2 separate regions of the Homo sapiens genome follow, and region 1 is linked to region 2. A link is a loop called in an ENCODE intact Hi-C map of the cell type or tissue named here. Cell type or tissue: endothelial cell of umbilical vein. All regions are shown on one strand. Links, peaks and the distances in the headings refer to the core of each region. The heading gives the core; the rest is flanking DNA.

What was found. Hi-C counts contacts between places; a loop is a spot of excess contacts. Peaks named below come from ENCODE experiments on the same cell type or tissue, not always from the same donor. Only the 100,000 strongest peaks of a DNase experiment are listed, where the experiment ranks them.
Region 1: it touches region 2 in a loop (7-fold over the local background); 3 of 110 quality-filtered maps call a loop at or near these places.

The regions. Positions count from the first base shown.
Region 1 is chr18:422,828-425,740 of GRCh38, reverse strand. The region is part of intron 2 of COLEC12 (collectin subfamily member 12); the gene reads left to right. Among named protein-coding and RNA genes, the nearest start is that of COLEC12, 76 kb to the left of the region's middle. In endothelial cell of umbilical vein, for the core only: no CTCF peak of the experiment used is centred there; a DNase peak (open chromatin) is centred at 1,370; H3K27ac peaks cover 1,904 bases.
Region 2 is chr18:473,582-476,494 of GRCh38, reverse strand. The region is part of intron 2 of COLEC12 (collectin subfamily member 12); the gene reads left to right. Among named protein-coding and RNA genes, the nearest start is that of COLEC12, 26 kb to the left of the region's middle. In endothelial cell of umbilical vein, for the core only: no CTCF peak of the experiment used is centred there; a DNase peak (open chromatin) is centred at 1,144; H3K27ac peaks cover 993 bases.

The DNA.
Region 1 (2,913 bases), core at 271-2,770, 51 kb after region 2:
AGTCCAAAAGCACTTCTCCAATATTCACTCACCCACATGCCCTCATGGCTCCAGAGAGGTTAGTGGTGCCAGCAATGGTGATGTTGATGACCGTGGGGGCTGTGTGTCTTTAATTAAACCTGTAAGGACTGTATTTTATTCTCCCCCACCTCTTCCCCCAGCGCTGTCATCCCAGAGTCTCTCCTGGTGATCATGTACAAAGAGACTCATTTCATCAGCCTGGGGGGACTCTCAGGAATTTGCAGGAATTGGGAAGGAAAAGCTCTGGCCCAGCACACTCCCCTCCTGGTCTAGTCTGCATTTGGTAATTGAGAAGGGATAGGAGGGTTTGGAGTGAGTCTAGGATGTGACACTGAAATCATGGAAAGGAGATGAAGAATGAGCCCTGGGTGGGAGGGGCAGCTGCCCAGCCTGGAAAAGAGCAAGGGTCGGGGGCATGACCCCGTGTGTAGGAAGATGCTTCCAGTAGGCCGGCTCTCCAACAAGGCTGGTGCAAGAGAAAGTAACTTCAACTGCAACTCACGGGTTTGAGTTATGGAGACTGAAGAGCTTTCTGCATACGTTGGTGAATACCATAGACACAATTAAGAAGGTTGCACTAAGTTCTTCTCTGGAGATTTTGAAGAATAAGAACAGATCTCTCCCAGTCTGAGAGGTTACAGATCATGCCTCCCTAGAGGCAATAGCCTGATTTGGATTTGAAGAAGGAAAAAAACCAAGTACAGGAAACCACACCTCTATTGTCCTGCCTTGCTTATTGTGAGTAAGGGAAGGCCGCCCGGCTCGCCTCCTCTCCCCCACACCCATGAGGTGACCCAGCACACCCTGCTCAGCTGTGACATGGCATTCACTCCTCTACCTCCTGGTTGTCGGCAGACTTACTGCTTCTCCTTAGACTGAGCTCTCCAAGGCAGAGCCTTGGTTTCTGCCTCTGTGTCCCCACATCCTGATGCAGGCCTGACACAGAGTAGGTCCAACATACTTGTTGAGCCAGTACATTGACGAGTGACTTATTGACCAGCTGAGGCCAGGTCAGCAGAAACCTCAGTGCCTGAGATGACAACATCAGAAGTCCTCTTGAAAAGCCAGTTTGGTAAGCCAACCTTTGGGCTTGAGCTCTGGTGAGCTATTCACCAGAAAATAGTAAAGGACACTGAATTTCAGTGTTCATAGTGAGACTATTTTCAGCTTTCTCAGAGACAGCATCTGTAAATAATCAGGCAGAAGCCTCTTATAAAACAACATAGGAAAAACCTCAAAGGCTATTCTAAGGCTGCACCATTTAAACAAGATTTTTAACCCATGGGGACGCCAAGATCAACATGGAGCTTCCTGCACATAAAAGTCTGGAATTTCATAGCAATGTGGGGGCAAAAGCTATGATAGCATTTCCCCCTTTCTAAATTATATACTGCTTAGTGTTAATGTGAGCAGAGGGCTGGATGGCGACGGGCTCGCAGCTTACGTAAGTCCCACTACGATCTTCATTCCTTCTGTAATGCAGGATCCATGGTGATGGAGGTTGGGGGAGTCACCAGGCTGGCTGCACTGATGTAAGGCGGAAGGGTCACTCCTAGGTCATGCCATGATTTAAGTCTTTGGTGTAATTTATAACAGGGCTTTCATTCCACATAGAAAAATGATCAGGGATGTTGGTTCTATAATTGTTTTCTCTCTCTAAAAGATGCTGTTCTGGAAACTCGGTTTAGTGGCAGCTATGAATGCTCATCTGTAGCACCTCCCTTTTCCCTCCCATTTGGAAGGAGCAAGAGACTGTCTTCTAGGATGAGAGAGATGAGAGAGATGGCATTAAAGCTTGACATCAGATGAGCCCTTCAGCTCTCTCAACCTGCATAATTCTCTTTTGGGAAGGAGAGACTGGTCTCCAAGCACTTCTTACACCTCCTCTGAACCAGGAACCATATCAGCACATTCTGACTGAGTTAACCTTAATTGTAAAAGACTGGGAAAAAAAAACAAAACAAAAAAAAACAAACAAAAAACAAAACCAGAAGTCGTTCTTACTATCAGACCAGCCCTGGGCGTGTGTGGTCAGTATGATAGGAAAGCTACTGAAAGTTCAGTCTGTTTCCCTTAAAATCTCATTTACTGGTTTCTCAAGTTACCTGAAATTTCTGCTAGAAAGAGTAATTTCTTAAGATTTTTCTAGGAAGGCATTCACTGATACTGGGAAGGCTAGTATTTGAACAACTATCATCATGGCACCTGATAGTTTATGCACTGTGAAGAAGAAAAAAATGATTTATAACCAAAAGGATTTTTGAGGCTATTTTGTTAAAAAAAAGAAGAAGAAGAATTTTATTTGGAAGAAAATAATACATATTTTAATTTTAATCCTGTGTATTCTAGACTTGAGGGAAATGTCACATCTTCATTTTTGTATTCCTAGTTAACACGATGTCCTGCACATGTTCTAGGCCAATAAATAATGGTTTTATTTTGTTTTGTTTTGAGATAGGATCTCACTCTCTTGTCCAGGCTGGAGTGCAGTGGCATGATCATGGCTCACTGCAGCCTTGACTTCCTGGGCTCAAGCAGTCCTCCCACCTCATCTTCCCAAGGAGCTAGGATTACAGGCATCAACATCACACCCAGCTAATTTTTTTGTTTTTTTAGAGATGGGGTCTCACTATGTTGTCCAGGCCAATCTTGAACTCTTGACCTCAAACGATCCTCCAACCTTGGCCTCCCAACGTATTAGGATTACAGGCGTAAGCCACTGTACCCAGCTCCAGTAAATATTGTTTTGAACAAATGAGTGGGAAACGTATTTACAGAGAAAGCTTCTTGGGCTGGCTGGCTGTGGGTCCAGTTGTGTCTTATTTCTAAAAACTAAGAAGTTTATATAAACAAAAAATCAAAGTAGGAATTTAAAGAGAGCATTAGTATAAT
Region 2 (2,913 bases), core at 178-2,677:
AAGTTAGGATGATGGAGAAGCAAGAGATACATGGTTCAGCCTGTGAAAATCACGGGTGGAGTTAAGGGTTTCCAGTGAGCAACTGTGGGCAGCTGGGAACATTTGTTGTTTGTATTTGACAAACAAAGCTTTGACAGAATTGCTTCTTTGGGGCTCAGGCATAGGAATTATTAATAGCTATGAGAGTAAAAGATCTGAATAATGGCAAACTGTGAAACAGTAACAAGAAAGTAAAAGGAAGCATTCTCTATGGAGTAGATTCAAGTTTCTTTTTTTGGTAAAAACTAAGTGGGAGAGTTCTAAGGGGATTGCTGAAAAATTATTTAGGGGTTACAGTCCAAAACGGGGTATCAGATGTCTTTTCCTCTGAGATCAGTAAGTGTGTTCTTTGAAGCATGTCCTTGAATAGTTTTGTTTATCCACAACTTCACAGGTCTCTCTATAGCTATAGCTTCAAACAAGCCAGGCTTTAACTTTCCCCTTTCTTTCCTCAAAAAATAGTTGCAGATTAGCAAGTATATTTTTAACAGTTTGGCCCACACGGTGCCGAGCATGTCGAAGCAGCCTGAGAAATCTGTGTTGAAGGGAACCCAGCCCTGCCTCTCAGTGCCCCTGCCTCATGCCTTGCCATCACCGTTCCCTCCTTCCAAACCCAGCCTCCAAAGAGATAAACACATGGAACTTTAAATTCATGGCTCCAGTTAAATTATTGAGCTGTTTCTTGCCAAGAGGTTTAGAGAAACTAATGTCTAAAAGCATAGAGGACTACTGAGGCTTCTGAAAAATCACAGCACGGATATGCTTAACCGTATAGCCAGAAAGGAAGGTTCTTTCTGAGGCACATGGCGAGTGTCTGCTTTTAATGCCAAGAGATTGGAAGAGTTTACCAAGAGGATGCCAAACTCTCTTTGGGAAGCTGCTCAAGATAAACACTTGGATGCCTCTACTTCTTGTTGCTGGGCTTTTACGGGGCAGGCTGCCTGTCTCCCCTCTGCTGGGACTCTTCCTGGAAGCCTGGCTTCATCTTCTAATTTGGACAAGGTGTTGATTTGAAGCCATCTATCTCCGACAACAAGGAGGGCTCCAGGCATCCCTCTCACCGCAGCCCTGCAGAAAGCTGACCCATTCCCTGATGGGAATGCCAGGAATTTCCATCATTTCCTGTGGGGAACGACTGAGTAAGCACAGTGAGAGGCTGTCCTTCCAGAGGCACCTTTTCCAAACATTTCTAAGTGAGGCACAGGACTGACACTGGGAGGAAGGTGAAGGGCAAGGGAACAGTGGAACTCGGTGCTCCTGGTGGGGTTTCTTTGAAATGTCCAAAACCATTTGCATCAAGTTAAGGGGAGAGTTTCATTTATGTGGTTTTACAAATCCTAATTGAGTTGGTATTTCTGAATTTATTTATTTATTTATTTTTGAGACGGAGTTTAGCTCTTGTCGCCCAGGCTGGAGTGCAGTGGCGCGATCTCGGCTCACTGCAACCTCCGCCTCCCGGGTTCAAGTGATTCTCCTGCCTCAGCCTCCTGAGTAGCTGGGACTACAGGCGCCGCCACCGAGCCCAGCTAACTTTTTTGTATTTTTAGTAGAGACGGGGTTTTATCCTGTTGGCCAGGCTGGTCTTGAACTCCTGACCTTGGGTGATCCGCCTGCCTTGGCCTCCAAAACTGCAGGGATTACAGGCGTAGCCACCACCCCTGGCCTCTGATTTAATAAGAATTCGGTGTCAAAATGGCATGTGAGGAACTCAGTGCAAAAGAGATTCTCAGGCTGACAGAGCTGGAAGGGGAGTCACAGAGTAGCTCTTTATCTGGCCCCTGTATCCTCTGCTTCCAGGCAGGCAGGTGGAGCTCCTAAACGCCGAGAAAGGGAGTTCCTTGGCTGTCACTGCTTTTTATATAAACTGAGGAGATTTCATAATCTTTATCACCATACATGATAACCACAGGCTCCTTTGGCAACACCATGCACCTAGGTTTCCCTTCTTCCTGCCAAGAGGACTTCTCACTGGTTAGGTCAGACCCTCCTTGCCTTGTCTTTCCTGCCCATCAGTAAAAAAAAGATTCAACACCACATTCCATGTGATTATGATCTGTTTTAAACCATGTGAAGAGAAAGTCGTGTGAAAGAAACCATTAAACGCTCCTTCGTGGATATCTATTATGTGCCAGGTGATTTCCCACCCATTAGTTCATTGAATTCCCCCAGAAACCCTTTGAGGTGGGAATTATATGTGGTTTACAGGTGAGAGCCAAAGCTCCCAAGGTTGGTAGCATGGCCAATGTTGGAGTTAAGCCTGATTTCAGGCCTCAGTGTTCTTTCTGCTCTACTTGTGACTGGGAAGCTCACAGACACGGCCATACTCCAGCATCCCAAAATTTTTAATGGAAAAGCAAGTCATCATAAATGATCCTGCACTAAATCAGCAGCTGTTGATATGGTCTTATATTTCACAATTTCATAATATGTGTCATATTGAACACTGGAGCCCTGAATTTTCCACCATTTAAAGTATAACTCCTCCTCCCCACTCTCTCTGGTTTTCATTCACTTATGAATCCTGGTAGGGCTGTGGGAAGGAGAAGGGTGGGATAATTTGTTTTTCCAACAATTGGGTTGAAACTGAATGTGGTTTGTTTTTATTTTTGGAAAAGTTAAAGAAAAAAAAAATCTACTCAGCTCTGTTTTGGTTAAGACAGCATGAAGACATTTAGGTTGTTTCCAGTGTTTGTTGTTGAGGGGTAGAGTGGGAAAGAGTTTCCCTTTTGGTAGCAACTGCAAGCAACTTAAGACAGACAGACTCTGAAACGTTTCTTAAAAGATATGAGTTGAGGCCGGGCGCTGTGGCTTACGCCTGTAATCCCAGCACTTTGGGAGGCCGAGGCGGGTGGATCACCTGAGGTCAGGGGTTCG